Linked DNA regions of Homo sapiens: region 2 is linked to region 1. The links are chromatin contacts, found by Hi-C or POLR2A ChIA-PET in ENCODE. All regions are on one chromosome and are shown on one strand. The core of a region is the stretch at or near the end of the contact, and the rest is flanking DNA. Distances in the headings are between cores, read along the strand shown.

Region 1 (6,553 bases), core at 2,788-5,287:
ACCAGCCTGGACAACATGGAGAAACCCCATCTCTACTAAAAATACAAAAAATAGCCAGGCGTAGTGGCGCACGCCTGTAATCCCAGCTCAGGAGGCTGAGGCGGGAGAACCGCTTCAACCCAGGAGGCGGAGGTTGCAGTGAGCTGAGATCGTGCCATTGCACTCCAGCCTGGGTGAAAGAGCGAGACCCTATCTCAAAAAAAAAAAAAAAAAAAAAAAAAAAAAAAAAAAAAAAAAAAAAAAGAATGCCATATTATGCTGTGCCTAGAATAATAATGCTTGGATTCCATCTCTACTTTGCACATTAAAGACAGGATCACACCAGTCTTATAGTATGGTCCTCTCAGCACTGAACAATGGACAAACACTTGGTAAATTAAGGAAAGAATTAATTAATTGAGGAAATAGGTTCGGAGAGATCAGCAAGAGGACCATGAATCAAGTGTGAACTTGCACTTTCTGATTCCTTAGTTCATTCTTTGTAGCACACAGAGAAACAGACCAATTTGCCACTATTTTATCCTCTGAATCTTTATGTATTCATTATTGTGACCTGAATCTATCATGGTCTGAAACTAAACTATATCTACTTAATACAAAAATATACCCAAAGAAATAAACAAAAAGATGGAACAAAGCTACTGACTGCAAATTAGCACTTAAAAATTAGGAATTTAAATTTTTCTGTAACCTGCACCACCTAATACTTTATAAATAGCATAAATACTTCCATTATCCAATAGCAAAAATAAAATACTATGATAGATACTATGTTGCCAAAAATTGGAATCCTGATTTGATTTCTGAGTCTGGAGCCAATTTCACTGACTTAATCGAAGTGTACATTAGGTGGTGGCTGTTGCATGCTTTAAAAGTTCTGATGAAGCATTTTTACAACTATTGAATAGCAACAGAAAATGTCATGTCACAAACTTTAAAAATGTGCTGTGACCTGTCCCTTTTAGGGTTTTAAAGTCACAGTCCTTCTTGGGAGCATTTCGTGTGGCCTTGCTCGGCAAGTGCGTGGGGATTAGATGCTGGCATCAAGGCCTGAGCTCCGTGTCAGCAGCGACCTGTGTTTAAAGCTCTCCCAGGCCTCTCATGGTACTTGGCATGAAGTCCAAGCACATCACCTCCCCCTACAAAGCCCTGCTCTCCCTCCTGGCCTCGTCTCCCACCTCCTTCCCTACCTGCTCCCCTCCAGCTGTCTTGCCCACCTTCTGATTGTGAGACTCAGAAGGCCGGGGTCCCCCAGCACCCGGGACACTCCCTGACTTGCATCCCTGCCTCCCTCCTTAGTCGAGTCCCAGGTGAAATGCTGCACCTGTAGACAGGTGTTCTTGGACCACCTATTAGCCTTCTAGGGCTGCCAACACAAAGTCCTGCAAACCTGGGCTCTTAAAGCAACTGAAATCCATCCTCTCATAGTTCTGGAAGCCAGAAGTCCAGAATCAAGGTGTCAGCAGGACTGCACTCCCTCTGAAGGCCGCAGGGGATGATCCTTCCTGCTCCTTCAATCTCTGCCTTAGCGTCACGTGGTACTCTCCTGTGTTCCCTCACGACTCTCTTTGATAAGGACACCAACATACTGGACCATGGACCCACTCTACCGCAGTGGGGTCTCCTCTTAACGAGCTAGGACCCAATATCCAAACACAGTCACATCCTGAGGTCCCATGGGTTAGGACACCAACATGTATTTTCTGGGTGGGACACCGTTGAACACATAACAATCCCTATCTCTGAAGCCCCTCCCCCAGCCATTCTCATTCTCATCCCATTACTTAGTTTTACTTCTCTGTGTGGCGCTTATTGTTCACTTATTGATGGTTCACTCTGCCTTCTGCCACTAAACTATATGCTTCCCTGTCTTGCCAGCTACTCAGTTCCCTAAATCAAAAAGCAGAAACTCAATGAAGAGTTATAGAACAAATGAGTGATGCTTATATCACAAAAATGATCTTATCAACAACTATTAAAGGCCAAGAGAGATACATAACAATAACTCTCATTTTGTAGCAATTTACAAATTAGAAGTAGCTTTCTGCTGTCTTATCTCCTTTGATTTTTACAACAATCCAGTTAGACAAGCAAGGGAAATTTATCTACTTTTTAACAGGAGAAACTACAACTCAAAGAGGCGAATCACTCAGCCATGAACAGCGGAGACAGAAAGGTCTTTCCACTCTGATTTCTTTTTCTTTTTTTCTGAAATCTTGCTACAGACAAGCTCCTTGCCTTGTTGAGGGGTAGCATGTATACACAAAAACATAAAGAAAGGTAGGTTATGGCAGGCTCATTGTCAAGTCTAGGGGTAGGATTTTCTCCAGACTGTGGGTCTCATTACATCTGACTTTGTTTATTCCATTTTTAATTTCCACAAAAACAGTGTGTGTTGGTTTTGGGACTCCTTATGAATTGGCCCTGCTAATTGTCAGGCAGGATGACTCTAGAGCTGACAAAATGGTGAAACAAAGAATGGGCTTTTTTGAGTTATCAGGATTTCTTAACATTCTGTAGGCACACAAATGCTAGGTGTCAGTAAGATTGTAAAACTCCAGTTAAATAAAAGGTTTCAAAATGGTTCCTAAAAAGAAATAATAAGCCAGGCACGGTGGCTCATGCCTGTAATCCTAGCACTTTAGGAGGCCAAGATGGGAGGATTGCTTGAGCCCAGGAGTTCCAGACCAGCCTGGGCAACGTGGCACAACCCTGTCTCTACAAAAAATAAAAACAATTAGCCGGGTGTGGTGGCTTACACCTGTAATCCCAACTACTTGGGAGGCTGAGGTGGGAGGATTGCTTAAGCCTGGTTGAGGCTTGTGTGAGCCATGATCATGCCACTGCCCTTCAACCTGGGCCACAGAGCAAGAGTCTGTCTCTTAAAAAATAATAACAATTAAATAAATACATAAACAAAAAGAAATTATAAAATTGTGAGGACTGCAGAAGGCATTTCCTCTGGCCAGTTACTTTTTCATTGTTCCTAAGAGATATGAAGCACCTGCCATGATGTGGACTTCAAGGTCCTCTTCCTTCAGCATGGTAATCCTGTAAGGCTTAGACATGGCATCCTATCTGCTGACGTATGTAGTTCATGAGACAACTGGGGTATGGTCCTTGGAAACAGAGAACCAAGTTCAGCTCTGGATTCTTACTTTCATGTGTATATTGTCTTGGGTGAGCCATTTAACGGCTTATTTAAAAAAACAATAGCAGGCTGGCTGTCTTGGCTCAGGCGGGTGATTCCAGCACTTTGGGAAGCCAAAGAGAGCAGATCACTTGAGGTCAGGAGTTCAAGACCAGCCTGGACAACATGGAGAAACCCCATCTCTACTAAAAATACAAAAATTAGCTGGGCAGGATGGCACACACCTGTAATCCCAGCTACTGGGGAAGCTGAGGCAGGAGAATCATTTGAACCCAGGAGGCAGAGGTTGCAGTAAGCCCTGATTGTCTCACTGCACTCCAGCCTGGGCCACAGAGCGAGACTCTGTCTCAGAAAAACAAAATTAAATTAAAATAAAAATTAAAAGCAGTAGTAAAAGAAACCTCAGAGGATTTTTTCAGTGGTCATTTGAATTAATATATTGGAACTTACCTTGTAAACAGTTAAGTGCTTTCAGATATAAGGTTATCTTAACATTTAACCTACTATTCTTAATTATTATTTCCATATAATCTATAGTATACTATTGCCTGCTATTATCATCCCATTATTGCCTTTCTGAGTGGTGGAATCCTACTCTTCCTCCAGGGCAAGTTCCCAAGGCAAGTCCTGGGTGAAGCCTTCCACTAAAGGGGCTGGCGTTAGGCTTGCTTCTTCTCCTAGGCCGTTGTTAGTGTTGCTTCTTCTCCTGGGCCTCCTGGTTTTTCATGTATTCTCTGATGACAGCATCTTGCACAGGCTCACTTACCTGACAGCTAACGTGTGCTTCTGTTTATCACAAAATTGTCAGTCAGCTGCAAGGCTGAGGTCTTTGTTGTCCGTGCACCTGTAGCAGCAGCTTGCCTAGACAGACCCTCATGATATGAAAGTATGTGGTGTATGGAGACATTTTAATTTAAATATCCCACAGTATTTTGACCCCCTCTCATTCAGGCTCACCAGATATTTCACCCAAGAGAGACACCCAAGAGTGTTTGATCCTAATATGCTAATTATTAGGATCCCTCATCCAGCATTTCTTGTATACAATTGTGTTGGAGTCTCTTCTTCCTTACATATTCTTCTTCTAGGCTTCAGAAAGTGCTGGTTTGAGAAGTTCAGAGTTCGTCTTACCTAAAGACCAGGCAGGTTGAAATAACCGTGGTGTCTTCTGCCTAATAATTGTTACTCAAAAGCATTTGCCATCTTTATAGTTTTCCCAGTGGTTTAAAAAACTCTGAGATTGACTTTGTTGTTTTTCTTCCGCTAATGCAAACAGAAAGCTCGAGACTTGCGGATCCGCTACTAATGGGCAACACATTAAGTGGCGGCTGTGAAGGTATTTGTTCCTCTGGACTCACAGGAAAATGTTAGATCAGAGGATACTGAGAACTGTGACCAGACGACTTGGGTAGATCCACTGCCCTGATTGCAGAAGCTCCCAGAAAGGCACGGTCACGCCTTGCTGAAAGGGAAGGTCAGGTGCATCCGGTGCAGAAGCTCCCAGAGAGGCACTGTCACGCCTTGCTGAAAGGGAAGGTCAGGTGCATCCGGTGCAGAAGCTCCCAGAGAGGCACGGTCACGCCTTGCTGAAAGGGAAGGTCAGATGCATCCGTGGGCCTCCACAAGTGCATGAGAAGTTGATCAATGTCTTAGAGTTTAAGTATCAGGGAGTAACTTTGGCCAAGAAATGAGCAAATTGAGAGACATTTGGCTGCAATACTTCACACAGCCGCGAGAAATCTGGCAGAAGCAAGCCTCACTGATCCGAGGTGCGCAGTCGCGCTTGCTGGCACCCGGCCAGGAGCCTGTGCCCCCTGAAGCTGCACAATCCATCTTCACCTTAGTGGAGGATGCCTTCCAATTTCTCTCAAAAAGGAGGGCAAACACTGTATAAGGTCTCCCTGATCAGATCGGAATGTGTTCCCATCTCATCCTGGTTTGCTGACCAAGAAGAAACCATCTCCTTCTAAAACCTGTCAGACGATATCGTCAAGGACCGCAGATATGCGAGCGTTTTCCCCCGAGGAAACACAGATACACGTATGCTGTTAGGGAGCATTGCTCTTCTCAGACTCGCGCAGGCCCAGAATTCACAGAGAAGACATGCATGCAGGGAGATGCAGAATATTCCAGTGTGAGGAGCGGACGTGCATTCGCCAAAAAGAAAAGTCCTCCCTTTCACGTCTCCCCAGTGTTAGGCTATTTCATGGGGTGCAGGGCTCATTGATCATTGATCATTGATCCTGCAGCCTGGCCTATATCCAGCACAGCCCATTCTTTGGTGGGAGAGAGATATCCAAGTTCTCCACCGTCCCACCAGGGCAATTTGGCCACTTGTCTATTTTCACACCAATTCAGTAATGCCCTCCCTGAAGGTCACTCTTTAGGAAAGGCCTTAATTAAGATTTCTGCCTGCAGCAAATTGTAGAAACTGTAATACATCACACCAGCAACCCAGACACAGGTCATTGGCTACTCAGACCTGCTCATGTGATGTGAGCAAATATTACCATTGTCACTTTGCTGTGGGTCATTTTTGGATGTGCTTTAAAAGGCAGTGCCAACTGTAGGATGTTTGTACATCCTTTTTTTTTTTCTTTGCCAAATCTGAGATAATGTCTGTATCTTTTCAAAGAAAATGCTTGCCTCAAAAGTCTACACTAGCTTATAAATTATGAAATAGTCAGATGCTTAAGAGAGATTTTAATACATAAAAAGTAATGGAATGGATTCTTTATATTGAGTGCTTTCTCAAAGCAAACCAAGAAACATGTAGATGACCTTCTTGGAAATTACCACAATTTATGAAAAATTTGAAGCTGATATATTAACTTTTAAATTAGTACAATGGAAAGACTCTAATTCATTGTAAATTCAACAAATTCCCTTTCATCTGTTTGTTTGTTTGTTTGTTTCCTTTTTTCTTCCTCCTCTGTGGAATCATGCCAAGCTCTCCTCACACCCGCGGCACGTGTTTTTAACTCCCAGTAGGTGAAGAGCTACCACCACACTTTTGTTTTTCTGACCACTCTTGGTTCTTCAGAGCTGTCAATCTGTATTTAGTTCACACCAGCCTGAAAACATAAATTGCAAAACAAACATCTTTTTGCACATTTTGTAATACCTAAACTTTTTCCCTAAACCATGTCCGTTCCCAAATGTCTATATTCTTTTCTTCCTGCTTTATTCCAACTACACTTTAGGAATAAGTCAGATATCCCAAGTCATGTTCCATGACCTTTATTTACCCCACCTAACCCTTGGCCCAAAATGAAGTGTGAGGCTATAGCTTCGCCCACAACCCAGGGCCGGGAGCAGGTCAGGGCAGGGCATGGGTGAGCCCACAGGGTCTCCACTCAGCAGCAGGCACCTCCTCTCCTTCCCCTCAAGAGCTATAAAGAA
Region 2 (6,027 bases), core at 1,676-4,175, 250 kb before region 1:
ACAGCCGCAAAGCCACAGAGAGACGTGGTTTTGCCTCCTGTGGTGCTTGTGATCTATGGAGAGACAGACATTGAAGAAACAAGCAAAATATCACACAGGAGACCTGTAACATTGTAGGACTGATGAGAGCAACAGTGAGTTGGGGGAGCTTTAAGCAACTCCAACAAGAGGACCCTTTCTGGCCTTGATTGAGAAAACTCTTCCTCCTGGCACACACATGCCATTTGGGTGTGGGGACTCACTGCGGAGGCAGCACTGCCCCTTCTATCCAGCCAAGGGCTCCTTTCTATGCCTCACCCGTCTCCCCCCGACCCCTATAGGTTCATGCCGGGCTGCAGTTGGCTTTGTAGCTGCCTGTTCCTCCTTGCAACCTCTCTGCTGGTGCTTTGTTTTGTGGGAAGAGCAGGGACTGAGCATGAAGTAGCTGGGGACACCACAGCGACATCTCCTGATGGGCACCGGGCGAGATTGGCTCCTGCTCCTGAAGCCTCTTCCAACTGCTGCTCATCCCACCACGTTGCAAAGCTGCGCTGAGGCACTGTGGGAAACAGGCAGGAGGTGAGGAGGCTCATCGGGGAATGGCAGCTTACCAGCACTGCTCACTCGCAGCCCTGCTTGCAACAGCAGAGTGAGACGTGCTGGAAACCACGCTGGAGTTAACGCACTTGTCGCTGCGAGCCTCTTCTTTAAAGCCCCTCTGTGATGAGAAACAAAGGCTTTCTCGCCTAGCCGTCGCCCTAGCATCATCTATTATGCATCGTCTTATGCAAAATAAATAAAATACAGAAAACAGCAAGTATCTGTGAAAACAGCATTTTCATAAATTATACAAAAAAGAACCAATTGGAGGAACTTCAAGAAAAAGGTTTGCCAAAATTTCGATCGTAACTTTCAAATTAGGGTCTAAATGAAGTGTTCAAAGACAGTTTTCAGTTTTGTTTCCCCACTCCACCAACATCAGAAGAACATTTAACAGACACGTTACTTTCCGGCCACCATACCTGCCCTTGGAGTGAAACAAGGGTTCATGTATACGAGTCTCCCAGACAGCACGGTTGCTCCGTGTGATGATGGAGCTATTGGGGCCATTAATAAATGCTGACCACCTTGTGGGGGCTGTGTGTGTGTGTGAAGCTCTTCTGAAGCACCTTCCTTCGGTGACTCCACCCCCTGATGGGTTTTCTGCAGATACAGAAATAGGGCAACTCTGGATTAGTGCAGCACATTGTGTGAAGCTCAGAAGTTTCACAGGCAGAGTCCTAGAGCTGTGTTTCTCGATATAGTTTAAGCACTCAAATATCTCGGGTATTGCAGAGAGGAAGTGAGAGAGCTATGTGCCTTCTCAACCCTCGCTGGGAATTATCAGCAGAGCTGAGCTGTGCTGTCATGGGAACAGGGTTGTTGAAGCCAGCCCTGAAGAGGGATGTTGGTTTGATTGTGGTCCTCAGTCTGAGTTGGACTAGAAGGTTCAACATTCTAAAAGGAAAACGCAGAAGCCCTGTCTTTCTGAGGCTTGTCTGCAACATACGCTCATTCCTTCCAAATTATTTGCTGGAAAAAATTTAATAAATAATCATAGAGTAATTAACATGTTCCAGTTCCTGTCTATACTGGTTGATACTGATTCAACGAGTATGAATGAACTTATGAGGTGGGTGACGTTGTTATCCCCAGTTTACAGATGAGGAAACTGAGGCACGGTTTAACTTACCCGAGGTCATAGCAGTAGAGTTAAGATTTGAAATCAAATGTCTTACTCTCTCTCATCAATGAAAACTGAGCTACGATCTATCAGCTCAGCACATAACAACACAGGATCATCCTAATTATTTCCAATGTCCCCCAGAGTGATTCTTTTTTCTTATGATAAAAATTATCTGGAAATTTCTAGGCACATAAGCAGCTGAAAAGGTTGCATGTGAGGCAATGAATAGCAGAAATATTTGTGTGCCATTTTTATATCAACATGTTAATGTGTGCTAATGAATTTTAGAGTGGATTTTTTTAAAAACATGACTATTGTAATTAAAAGCTTATGTGATTTAAATACAAGATGCAATGATGATTACCAGATTCTATTCCTCTTTATATTTTACATAAGACTTCCAGGGTTCCATAAGTATAATCTTGAAACATAGGACATTCCTGGAAAAAAAAATTGCTTAAAACTATTTCAGTGTGCAATCCACCTCTTTGTAAATGTTACTTTCTTCCATCCAAATATTACATTTGGCAACAAAACTCTCCGCTGAGAGCTTTCTCTTCCTTTTGTGTCATTGTTCCCTAAATAAAGCAACACATGAAATTCCTGACGGCAAAAATCAGACTCAGATCCCAAAACCTCTGTCTTTATGCAAGATTTATCTTTTGCATTGGAAACGGCCAAGGAATATGAAGAGGGGAAAGAAGAGGCAAACAGACAAGCATGCAGGCTCTGAGGAATAAATGCCCCTCAGGACGCTGTCTCCTGGGGAATTGCAAACCTCAGTCCGTTTCTGAGGAAGTGCGGTCTCTGCATTTCTGAAAGAGGTATTTCCCCCCCTTGACACAAGGAGCATGGTAATGAATTGACTAGTTAAAAACTGTTGGTTGGAAAAACCCGTCCCTGTGTCTTTCTGAGCAGGGCGAGCTGAGCTGTCCGCGAGGCTGCGGCAGGAGGCCTCGTCCTCCCGGGCAGGGTCCCTCCTGGAGGCTCCCCCGGTCTCTCCCAGACGCACCCGCGCCGCGTCCTTGTTCCCCGGGAGCAGCCTCCCTCCAGCCGCCGGTCCTGGGAGCTTCACCGTCCAAACGGGAGCTGAGTTTGCAAGCGGCCAGGCGGCGGTGCGGCTGGTGCTGCTGCTGATGTCAGAGCCAGAAAGCAGTTGTGATTGGATCTAATTAGACGCTGCTGCAGCAAATAGACAAGCTCCCTGCGTGATTGGCTTCAAAGTGGCTGGTGCCAAACAACTAGCAGAGGCGCAAAAGTAGCCTCCCTGCGCTGGGAGCCCAGAGCAGGAGGCAGAGCCCGCGGGAAGCTCGGAGCACTCAGGACGCCGCGCGCCCTTCCCCGCCCTCCCTGACCAGGGAGCAGCTCGCTCCAGGCGCCCAGCCGAGGCCCCCAGCCCAGTGGGAGCAAGTCATAGAGAACAATTCGAGAGACAGAGAGACGGAGCGCGCTTTCCTGCTCAGTCCTGAAAAGTGAGCCGCTCCCGGGTTTGCAACCTCAAGCTTCGCAGCAGCGGCGGCGGCGGCTGCCGGGAAGGAGGCAGGTGCAGGTGCAGGAGGGAGGCGGCTCTGGGCTCCGCGCCTGGGTCTCGGCCATGGCCTCGGTCCTGGGGAGCGGCAGAGGGTCTGGAGGGCTGAGCAGTCAACTCAAATGCAAGTCCAAGAGGAGGAGGAGGCGGAGGTCCAAGCGGAAAGGTAAGGACCGCGTGGCGCGCCGGCCCCTGCCCCCCTTCACCCCCGGCTTCTCCACCCCGGCCTCTCATGGGGTCTCCGGGCTTGTCCGTTGTGAGCAGCTTCACTTTGGGGTGCTGGCGGGATGGCTGCTCCGTGCAGGGCGCTCGGGAGTTCAGATCCCGTGGAAATGTCTGGGGCCTCCTCTTGCCCAGAGGGGACAGTGAGCAGCCACGCTGCGACATGTTTGAGGGACCCGGACGAAGTGGGGCGAGGGCGGCGAGGAGCTCCCCGGGGACCCCGCGCGTCTCCGGGCCCCGCAGTCCCCAGTGGCCGGCCGGGCTGGCACTGCCTTCCACCCTCCGGAGGCCATCTCGTCTCCCAGTGCCAAAGGAATTACCCAAAAACGGGGGAACGAGCCCTCGCGCCAGCTACTCCCATCCAAACTGTCCCGGAGGAAGGGATAGGCGAAGCCCTGCGATCGCCTCTCCAAATTGGCTGGCAGTTTTTACTCAATGTGGTGCCCGTCGATTTGTAAACATTGGGTCGTAAAGAGAACACAGGGCTCGTCCTTGGAGAAATAAGCAGAAATGAATACAGGAAAACAGAAAGAAGCATCATATTTTGTTAGTGGTAGAAAAAAACCGCAAACCAGGAAAGCAGGAAAAGCAGCCGGCTGACAGCGGCCACTGACAAACTCAGCTGTGCCTTGTTACTGATATTCCTGGGGCTGGGCCGCGCTGAAGTTAGTCAATGCTACAGCAAGGGAGGGCTTTCACACTGGGGATTTTGCAAAATTAGCAATCGCTCCAATATGAGAGCAATGCCCCCAGTGCCATCGTAGCCTGTGTGCATGCCAGGAAGAATTAAAAGATTCTTCTCATGCCGACCCTTCTCTCCTAGAGGAACCTGTGTTATTGTCAGTTCCTAGTGAGCCTGCAGGAGAAAGTTCAGTTCTAATCATGATTTGAAATGTGCTGATTTTTTTTAAGTGAGGTAGAAGTATAAAGAACGGTTGGAAAAACACAGCTAGAATTGATCAGCTTTGCCAGTTGTTTGAAAGCAGGAGGCAACGTTAGGTGTGTTTGGGGTTGTCCATCTTTCCTGAAGAATTTTCATCTTTGCATTGGCCTAAGATAAGTTTCTACCAGACCGTTTCCTGTGTGCCCTCGAACCGTCACCAGGTCCTTTATTGCCTCTTCCAATAATAGAAATTATCCAGACAGTCAGCAGGCATAAATGTCAATAGCAAACAGTCATTCATTATGACCGAACGTCAGGACCACTGGGAGGGATTGGCCCCCACAACTTCCTCAAAAGGTTTTGGAGCCTTTGGTTTCAGAAGGGAGGTGATGTTGTGGTTCTCATTTACCTCTCAGCTGCTAAGTGTGCGCTTGCGATTCACTTTGTTGTTTGAAATTATCATTTTGAAACAGACCTGTTAGTGTCCTCCAAAGATAATGCCAACACAAAGTGGCATTGATATTGAGAAAGTCACCGGATTGAATAATGAATATGACTTTTAAAAGAGGAAAAAGGAAGCATCATCTTTACACTTGAAATGTTCACATTTCCCAATATTTTTTGATTAGTCTATTTAAATATTTAGAGTTGAAGAATGTGGAGTAATAGTTCGCAATAATGCATTTTATAAATATAAACAGGAGGAAAGTGTTGCCTTTCTCCAAATTCACTTGCCTTGCCAGGAAGCGTCAGTCATGCTAGCTTAGAAAGTATTCAATTTAGGGGGAAAAAGGAAATCTGGGGAAAGACTTCATTTGCTATAAACTTAACTTTAGCAATTCAAAATAAAACTCCTATAGCAAATATTTCCATACCTTGGTTATTTTGAATATGTCAAGTCCCTTAATTTTCATAGCCAAAAATTGAAGCGGGAAAGGGCATTCAGGTTTTGTACACTGATTTCTGTTACGAAGAGATTTCTGGCGTGCGGGAGAATTTCCCAGGGCACCTGCCGGCAGCTATCTTGATAGGAAAGTCAAATCAAACGGCTAAAGATTCAATTTTTGGGGAAACGTTAACCATGTAGATGTAACTGATCAAATTAAAAGGTAAAGTAACCAGCTAAGAGACACATTAAATAATTATTTGCATTTTCCTGGGAATTGATTACTTCATCTATGATACCTAGTTATTACAGATGCTGATATTTTTTATTTTATAAAAACAATGGTGAGTTTAAATTATGTTCTAATTGTCATGAATCTTAACAACCATAAATGAATAGAATAACCTCAATTTTAAGCTTATCTGATATTAAAACTCTATACTTGCCACAATTTAAAATCCACGTGTGTATGAGAGACTGTTAAGGAATTTAGTGTGGCTCTATTAGGTGCTAACTGAAGACACTGACAGAAGCACAAGGTAAGGGCTGTTCTTATGGGGGAATAAAGACAATTAAGATACATGCTGACCCTGTTGCCTGTCAGATGCGTATTTCTACCTAGTCTAAGGGACAAGAATCATTTTTGAAGATGCATGATAACTTTAATTTCCCAGTGTGGTGACATCTGGCTCCTTTTCTATGTGTGACTCTGAGAGTGACTTTGGCATGATATGCTTCTTATCAAAATGATCTGTGAGCTCTGAAATAAAGCATGCCGGGGCTACCACTGAAGGGTGGTCAGG

The links. Hi-C counts contacts between places; a loop is a spot of excess contacts on that map. ChIA-PET counts read pairs that join two places held with the same protein, here RNA polymerase II (POLR2A). Pooled maps may share reads with other maps.
Region 2: a map of B cell shows a loop between it and region 1 (15-fold over the local background). The contact joins the promoter of ADARB2 here to the enhancer-like site in region 1. A Hi-C loop is called at or near these places in 2 of 168 maps with a recorded cell type or tissue (B cell and GM12878), 11 of 37 single-sample maps with no recorded cell type and 5 of 50 pooled maps. POLR2A ChIA-PET finds 5 or more read pairs at or near these places in 1 of 52 experiments (endothelial cell of umbilical vein).

The regions. Positions count from the first base shown.
Region 1 is chr10:1,487,420-1,493,972 of GRCh38, reverse strand. All of the region lies in intron 1 of ADARB2 (adenosine deaminase RNA specific B2 (inactive)), which reads left to right. Among named protein-coding and RNA genes, the nearest start is that of ADARB2-AS1, 36 kb to the left of the region's middle. RefSeq lists a silencer at 4,536-4,702 and an enhancer at 4,845-4,894. Within about 2 kb of position 4,037, at least 3 of the 41 ENCODE cell types and tissues checked have a DNase peak (open chromatin) inside an H3K27ac peak, as active enhancers do; they include B cell and GM12878, where a contact is called at or near this core.
Region 2 is chr10:1,734,423-1,740,449 of GRCh38, reverse strand. It overlaps ADARB2 (adenosine deaminase RNA specific B2 (inactive)), which reads left to right and starts at 2,925. Exons shown (of 10, transcript NM_018702.4): 1 at 2,925-3,399. The coding sequence starts at 3,300. RefSeq lists a silencer at 2,976-3,035 and an enhancer at 2,997-3,593.